Regions from separate parts of the Homo sapiens genome. Here region 2 is linked to region 1. A link is a loop called in an ENCODE intact Hi-C map of the cell type or tissue named here. Cell type or tissue: ascending aorta. All regions are shown on one strand. Each heading gives the region's core, and the rest is flanking DNA. Links, peaks and the distances in the headings are about the cores only. Region 1 overlaps LINC02542 (long intergenic non-protein coding RNA 2542). Region 2 has its middle 44 kb from the start of LINC02542.

What was found. Hi-C counts contacts between places; a loop is a spot of excess contacts. Peaks named below come from ENCODE experiments on the same cell type or tissue, not always from the same donor. Only the 100,000 strongest peaks of a DNase experiment are listed, where the experiment ranks them.
Region 2: it touches region 1 in a loop (2.2-fold over the local background); 2 of 110 quality-filtered maps call a loop at or near these places.

Annotation. Positions count from the first base shown.
Region 1 is chr6:82,074,790-82,079,190 of GRCh38, reverse strand. All of the region lies in intron 1 of LINC02542 (long intergenic non-protein coding RNA 2542), which reads left to right. All of the region lies in intron 3 of LOC107986617 (a long non-coding RNA gene), which reads right to left. Among named protein-coding and RNA genes, the nearest start is that of LINC02542, 25 kb to the left of the region's middle. In ascending aorta, for the core only: a CTCF peak has its summit at 2,192; no DNase peak of the experiment used is centred there; H3K27ac peaks cover 1,015 bases.
Region 2 is chr6:82,143,291-82,147,691 of GRCh38, reverse strand. No RefSeq gene overlaps it. Among named protein-coding and RNA genes, the nearest start is that of LINC02542, 44 kb to the right of the region's middle. RefSeq lists an enhancer at 2,307-3,506. In ascending aorta, for the core only: no CTCF peak of the experiment used is centred there; DNase peaks (open chromatin) are centred at 2,561 and 3,231; H3K4me3 peaks cover 959 bases; H3K27ac peaks cover 2,144 bases.

The sequences.
Region 1 (4,401 bases), core at 182-4,181:
TTAGAAATTTATCTTCCTTCTTTAGAGAATCATTGGCATTCATCTGTAGTGATTGACACTGGTTAAAGTCAAACAGTCACAAATAGTCTAAGGAGGATTAGGTTTTGTTGTTCATTTTTTTTTCCGGAAATACTTACTATTTAAAATCTTTGGCTGGGCATGGTGGCTCATGCCTGTAATCCCAGCACTTTGGGAGGCCAAGGCAAGTGGATCACTTGAGGTCAGGAGTTCAAGACCAGCCTGAATAACACAGCAAAACCCCATCTCTACTAAAAATACAAAAATTATCCAGGTATGCTGGCACACACCTGTAGTCCCAGCTACTTGGGAGGGTGAGGCATAGGAATCGCTTGAACCTGGGAGGTGGAGGTTGCAGCGATCTCCACCAGAGATCGCACCACTGCACTTCAGCCTGGGTGACAGAGTAAGACTCTGTCTCAAAAAAAAATTAAAATAAAATAAAATAAAATAAAATAAATAAAATAAAATAAAATAAAATAAAATAAAATAAAATAAAAATCTTTAACATGAGGAGGGCCATAGATTGTGGGACCCAGTACAAAATAAAAGTGCAGGGCCTCTTGTTCAAAAAGTAAAACCTTCAAGATAGTAATAGCAGAGCAGTAAACTAAGTATAGAGTGCTTCTAAATGTGGGGCCCTGTGCAGTTGCATAAGTCCCATGCCCATGGAGCTGGCTGTTTCCTAACAGTGCATTTGAACTGTTTGTGACCATGGCCCTGGCATGCTCTGCAACCTCATCATCTACCTCCTTCCCACATGCTCCAACTATTTCACATGGCTTGCAGTTCTTAGGATACTTCATGTTAGCTCATGTGTCCATGGCTTTATGCATATGGTTCATTTCCTTCCCAGAATTTTCTTCACTACCAAGGCTGACTGATACGTTCTATTCATTTTTGTCCATTAACTCCCCTGAGAGTTATCCTATCCTTTGTTGAGCCATCTCTGATCTTGTGAAGTCTTTATTATTATGCTTTACATATTTTATTATATTTTTGTTTACTTGTTTCTCTTCTAAAATATGAGCTCATTGCGGTGAGAAATTGTTTTATTTACTTCATTGCCTAGTCCAGAGTGGATATTTAATAAATGTTTATTTGTAAATGAACAAAGGGGTAAAATTCTAAACATACAATATAAAGGTAAGCTATATTTAAAATAAGTACAATTTTTTAATTGAAATAGTGTGACATACTTAAAATTAAAAAAAAGGAGTGACTCGACTTAGTCTTTTCAATTTTTCCCATTTCTTATTCAATTAATCTTTAACATATATATATATATATATATATTTAAAAATTATTTATTTTTGAGACAGAGTCTTATTCTGTCGCCAAGGCTGGAGTGCAGTGGTGCAATCTCTGCTCACTGCAACACCCACCTCCTGGGTTCCAGTGATTCTCATGCCTCAGCGTCCCATAGCTGGGACTACAGGCACGTGCCACCACGCCCGGATAATTTTTGTATTTTTAGTGGAGATGGGGTTTGCCATGTTGCTCAGGCTGGTCTCGAACTCCCATCCTAGGAACTGCAAACGATCCACCCACCTCAGCCTCCCAAAGTGCTGGGATTACAGGCATGAGCCACAGCCCCTGACCAATCTTGAATAATTTTTATATTCAAATTGGTAAAATAATTTGACCTCGTTCTTACACTCTGGTTTACTCTATTTTTACTTTCACATTTTTGTCTTTTAGTGCTAGGATTAATAAGTCCACTTCACATAAATAAGATGACAAGGGAGTTATTAGGAGTGATGTTTTGGAATAAACTTTTCTGAGAGATTATTATATCCTGAATGAATAAATGAACCAATAACTGAATGCTAACAGTAGCTGGACTAGCAATGATTGCTTTCCTTACGTTTTTATTTATAGTTTTTTATTGTTATTTCCATACACCATGGCCAAATTCTTTCTTGTTCCTTTGCAATAATTTCCACCAACTGCTGGAAAGTTAACAGGTATGAACTGAAATATAAACTGCAGTTTCTCTAGAGTTTTGTGCTGCCTTTTCACTCAGTGAGACATTACTTTCCAGTCCCAAGGGTCAAGATCATGAATCATTTTATTATTTTATTTCCTCTTTTTTCTTTTTCAGGAAAAGTAATTCATCTGAGAAGGCTGACACCCTCTGGGCACTATAAAAAGCTCTGTTTAATAGCAAGCAAAATGAAGAAGGGAGGAGACACCCTTAGCTGAGTAAAGGGTAGACTGAGGATATTTCTGGCCCTGACTGTAGTCTGTAAGAAAACAGAAAAACAGAAACAAGTGGAAATATAAAGAGGAGTAAGCCTCATCCAGGCAGTGGTAACCTGGAGTAAGGATAGTCACACAGAGCGCTGTAGTCCTCAAAGCAAGACTGTTCCAAATCATGTTTATTGAGCATTCACAATTTCAGAAGACCTGGTCTCAGAGCTGCTGGAGCCTAAATCCTAAGAAAACAGATGAACAGAGTGATCACTGCATGATGTTTTCTCACATTTATTTCATCCTTTATTCCAGGGTGGGAATTGTGTACTGATTATGATTATGGTAGGTAGGAAAACACTTTAAACTTAAGTTTTGTGAGAGAATTGAGGTAATCATTGGGGAAAAAAGAGGCATGGGAGAGAATTATGCCAAGCATATTGGATGGGATGGAAAAAATAAGAGTTTGAGGAAAGCGAGGGTTATTTTATGAAACAAGTGAACATATATTTTTTCTTATATTATTTGTTTTGTGATCAATTCAAAAGCTTTTGCTTTTCACATGTGAACCTTTTTAAAAACTTTTATTTTAGGTTCAGGCATACATATGCAGGTTCATTATACAGGTAAATTGCATGTCACGGGGGTTTGGTGTACAGATTATTTTGTCATCCAGGTAGTAAGTGTGTAGTACCTGAGAGGTAGTTTTTTGATCTTCTCCCTCCTCCCCACCTCCACCCTCAAGTATGCCCTGGTGTCTGTTGCTCCCTTCTTTGTGTCCATGTGTGCTCAATATTTAGCTCCCACTTATAAGTGAGAACATGCAGTATTTGATTTTCTGTTCCTGTGTTAGTTTCCTTAAGATAATATGTAAGCCGATATTTGAGAAGGAAAATTAAAGAATGGAATGGAGGGAAATAATATCAGTAGGAAAGCCTGAAAACAAACTGGGACAACTAATTTTATTCATTCATTCACTCATTCATTCACCCATGTAATTGTCTAATGCTTGCCAGGCAAAATAACAGATCCCACTAACTTTGTTTTGTTCCTTTTTTTAAATAGAATGGCAAAAAGCTGGAGCTATTCTTTTTTTTTTTTTTTTTTTTTTTTTTTGGAGATGGAGTCTCACTCTCCCGAGTAGCTGGGATTACAGGCATGTGCCACCATGCCCAGCTAATTTTTTTTTTTTTTTTTTTTTAGTAGAGACGAGGTTTCACCATGTTGTCCAGGTTGTTCTCAAACTCCTGACCTTAGGTGATCCACCTGCCTCGACCTCCCAAAGTGCTGAGATTATAGGCATAAGCCACCGTGCCTGGCCAAATGGAGCTATTCTTAACCTCAGCTCTGCAACTGTCTGTTTATTGCCATTTCTCAGCCAATTTACATGTCTCCTTTTCAGTCAACTCCACTAGGATCTATAGGCTCACAATATAAAATCAAAACTATACATATAATTAAATCATACAAATATACTATCTACTTTGTTATATTTTTATAATAAATACATACATAATTGACCAATATAGAATGTATATATTTGAATTGTGGAATAAAAAGGAAAGTAAAATATCTGATTATTTTCGTGATAATTTTCTATGTCATATATTTATCTGGATGATTAATTTCCCATTGAACTTAAGAAAATCTATTTTAAAGTATAAAAAATTCCTATTTACACCTGAAAGTAACATAGCTATTACTGGTATAATGATAGTGATAATAATAGCTAGCATATATTGTGTGCTTCATACCAGGTGCTATTCCAGATACTTTAAATATACTACTTTAGCTAATCCACACAACTTTTTGAAGAAAGTACTGTTATTATTTCTATTTCCTAGATGAGGAAACTGAGGCTCACAGTGTTTAAATCACTTTCCAGGGTGATGTGGAGAGAGAAGAGCTTGTGTTTAAGTGCAGTCTGGCTGGCAGGAGAACCAAGCTCTAAACTCCCAAACGCTACTGCATGTGCAGTGTTTATGGTTTAGCAATAGCACTTAATAGATATGTAATGTTGCCAGAGTGGCGTGGTGCTACTTCATATCAATTCATCAGGAATACTTCATGGTGCAGAGATGCATCTTGTGCATCAGCACACAGAAAACTGGAAAAACACAAATATTTTACACTGTTCTTGATCTTTCAACTGTAGTCATTTAGGAATTTTACCATTTCCTTCTTTGGCCT
Region 2 (4,401 bases), core at 213-4,212, 68 kb before region 1:
GTGATGCTGGGCAGTATCAGTGAGTTGCAGCTCCGAGGCAGCCATAATATCACGAGGGTAACTAACCAGTACTCTACAGTGTACTCTGTACCAGATGATTTTGTCCAACTGTAGGCTAATGTAATTTCTGAACACCTTTAAGGTATGCTAGGTTAAGTTAGGGTGTTCAGTAGGTTAGGTGTATTAAATACATTTTTGACTTATGATATTTATCAAATTATTGTTCAACTGTACTGCAATATGCTTGTCAGCATACCATGGCCTTCCCTGCCTAGTATTGCAATCTTCCAATAAGAATCTTGTTAACACCTTTTCCTTATTTCAGTGAGTTGCCATCAAAATTAGTTGTGTTTTTTTTTTTAAATACAAAGCTCTTTGAAACTCTTTGACATAAGTGGGACTTATTTTTATTTTCTATTTGAAAATAAGCCTAGGAAAGGAAGACACAGATCTGGGCCCAGGCCATATATAGCTAACGGTCCCCTTCAAACATTGTAGAAGAATATTAAGTTACTGTGACTCCTTGCGGAAAGCACAGACATGGCCAGACCCTAGCACTAGAAAGCTCAGGACGGAGCCAGTATGATAAACTGCTGTCAGAACAACCAAAACTATTTTCTATTTTAATATAAGAGATCTGAAAATACTTTTTATTAGAAAAGGAATATACTTAAGAGTTGTGCCTGTTTTGTACTTGACCCTGAAATCTTGGTTTCATGACTCTTGCCTACAAAGTATCTTTCAGTACCTTCTAAAGAGATTTGAATGACTGAGTATGTATTGCCAGGGTCTGCTAATCACTGCTTGTTTTAATGGAAGAGAAAATACGGATACTGTTTGTATTCTGAAAGTCAGTGAAGAATTAATCAGACTTTGTTCTGAGCATTGAGTAAAGGTTTTAGTAACCAGGCAGGGAGTGGAGTGGACTTCATTAACACACCTTCACTGGGGTAACTTTTACTTGGGCTAAAACCACCAGAAAGATATTTATAATTGGCCGTACAATGTGTAGGATAGCGCCAGTGTAGGATATTTTGACTTGGTAATATAACAATGTTTTCTTTGTCATTATAGATATGGTTACATTCTGTAGATGACTTTGCAGTTGATCTTGTGATGAGTTTGCAGGTCTTTTATTGCAAGATAATATGGTAAGTAACGCAAAACAATAATTTGTATCCGCCAGAATACACTGACATACACTCGGTGGCCAAAAACTGCTTGACATTTCTGAAAACATACTTTAGATGGCAAGCCTGACACTAAGCAATGAGTGAAGGGTTTAGGTGTTTCTGCAATAATTAATATGGATAAGAAACATGGTAGAACCTCAGGAAGACTAAAGCTCTTAGTTTTGGTAGTGAGGACTGCAGGTGGTTTTGCTTGTGTTAATGAAAGCCAGAAACATTGATGATGTGGCTTAAGAAGATGTTTTGACACCTGAAGTGATTTATGGTGTAGGGCTTTAGGACTTCCTATGAAGAACCAGTTTCTTCCCCAGTGGCTTTGTGTCACCTCCCATAAAATGTCCAGTGGAAGCTTTCAGCCACATTAACTATTTGAGCACTGTAATCTCACAATGCATGGTGACCACAGCAGTTTTGGCCAAAGGCCTGGATAGAAAACCCTGGCAACTCAAGAGATCAAGCAACCTGAATGGTTTGGGCTCTCTAGGAAAGTATTCAGAGGGTCTGCTTCTTTAAACAAAAAACAACAAAACTCTTCCCATTTCTCACTGAACCATCATTGATAAGGGCTCCTGGTGTCCTCCCTGTCTGTTCACCTTAAGAGAGGGGCACAGAAGCCTCTACTTAGCTGCTGTTTCTGAGCCACATTGTGTGGAGGAAGGAGGGTACTCAGACAAACAAGGCTCACTAACCATTTGTTGTACTGTTACAAATTGGGCCGAGCCCTAGGTGTCTTTTCTAGCACCCTTGAAAATAGCATCCAATTCTTTGGCTAATTCCAGGCGAGGTGAAGAACTATGGTAAGCAGTAGCATCATCACCATGGAAAACCAAGGTATATGGGAAAAGTTAAAGATGTGGTGTTCTTGTAACTGTGGCTTATAATCAATGGAAGTAAGGCCCCTATTTACCAATAGTAAAGAGCATTTGTGTTTAGACTTCAAACTGCAGCCCTTCCTGGGTTCTGCTTAAACTTGATTTTTAGTTTCTTGAAGTGGTTTTGGAATTATAGTTGAGATAAAGATAGTAATATCACAATATAGATTTAGCTTTTAAATTGCATCAAGTAATATTGGAAGGCTTTAAAACTTACTTTAATATTCAAGCATAGAACAGGAGAGACTCAGACTATTTATACTTTCGCATTGGAGCTTGAATTGTGTACAAGTATGTATGTGAGTGTTTTGAATGTTTTCTGTTAGGTTTTTAGCTACGATAGGGCACATCAACTTATTTACACTCCAGCATAGTGAGCAGCAGCATAAGCCTTGGATCTGACAAAGCCGTGATTCTGTGGGAACATTTATATCACGTTTTCTGTCTCTCTCTCCTAAAGGGCGACTGAGGGAACCGATCCCTCTGGGACTTTTGCATGAGTCATTTGGCAGTCAGCATTGCTGCTTGTGAGCTATTGACAGGCAGTAGCCACTCCTCCCTCACCATTCCCTGTTCTGAGAAGCATACCTTTATCACTTCCATGCTTTTCTTCTTCTGTTCTGAAATTTTTTTAACAGAAAGGGTGTGTGTGTGTGTGTGTCTGTGTGTATGTGTGTGTGTGTGTGTGTGTGTGTGTAGGGTGAGAGAGGAAGAAAAACAGGTGATTTATATGCTTTAAATTCCTTTTCATTTTGCAAGGAGACCACATGCCATTTCCAAGACAGAGACATCCTGTGAGAAACAGATTTCATTAGAGAGTCTGAAATGACAGGAATGGTTTAAATTCAGCATCGAGGAAGAGAATGCTGCCTCTAGGTAATGCACAGCTAAAGTGGTTCCAAATGTTTTATCTGATGCCAGCTGTGCAGCCTTCTGGATAAATCATTTCACATCATACACTTCAGAGCATCCAGTGCGGATGTATCCCCCTGCCACAGAGATCCTTAACTGGAAACAAGCAGCTACTGCACTGCTACTGCCCCAAAAGGAGCTGCTTCCTCACCCCCTCACCGTTTCAGCATTTCCAGCACCATCACCTCATCCCAACAGCTCCATGACGGAACTCAGAGTGATGCAGACCAATAAACTCTGCCCATTGGGACTGAGTTTCCCTGAGTACACTAGCCATTCACTCCTATTTATTTTCCTTTAGACATGGTGAATCATCTTTTGTGCCGTCTTACATTGTGTGACTCATTGCAGTCTATTTTCTGCCCAGGCTCAGCCCAGTGGCTCATTTCTGGAGAGGCCCCTTCCATGTCTTAAATGTCATGGATCACAACATTGTACTTTGTAGGAATCCCAAGCTCGCTTCACCGGAGATTAGTGTAGTTAATCAGTAAGAGGATGACAAAGAAATTGCCTTTGTATGGATGAAACTACCCAGGTCTCTCAGACACTTATTTTAAGACCATAATTTGCATATTGCTTTGTGGTGATGACAGTGTTGGACTTTGTAATTTCATTCCCTTTGCTTTTATCAGGAGACACGTGTATCAAATGCAGCATGTGAAATCAACATCTGCTTAAAGAAGTTTCCAGCACAAACCTTAGCTAGTGGTGGCCTTTGCTAATGGCCTCCCTTCCCCTCCCCTCTGCTCTTCCACTTACCTTTTCTCCATGTACATGTTGGAGCAAAATAATTTTTATTTCTTCTTGATGCTCTTTCTAATTTATGACAAAATAGCTTTTCCAGATGACATATTACTAGTTAAATCAGAAAAAAAAAGAGTTTGTCCAGTATACTTAGAAATGATAAACTTCACATTCTCTGGAGATTTGAGGAGCTTTTGGTGTCTGTCTTTGATAGTAAAGGAACCAATAGTAGTCTCTGCTTCTCCTAAAGGGCCAGGAAGAGATGCAGAAAAGTCTGGTGTCTGTGTCAGGTGTGAAGGAATGAGCTTGGCTGCCTGCATACCTTGGCCACGATTCCTGATGGCTAGGCTGGCTGTGGCTATTGGGCAAATGTTGAATCTTAGCAGCAGAACAAAGCAAATCTTTTTCCAATTGTTTTATTTAATCACATTTGTTTTTCAGGGCAAATTTTGGGTTTATGCAAGGGTAAGACTCAGCTTTTCCTGGATTAGGAAATGGATTATAAAATATTTTGCTGGGTCAGTACACGAAATACCTCACCCTGAGATGAGCTCAGGCGCTTGCTCAAGGCCCGAATGCCTCGAAAGTTTAGGTTCTGAAGAAAACATGACAGGAAACAATTGCGTCTCCATGCTAGACAGTTACCTAATGAACAAAAGAGGTCCTATGTAATCTATGCAACA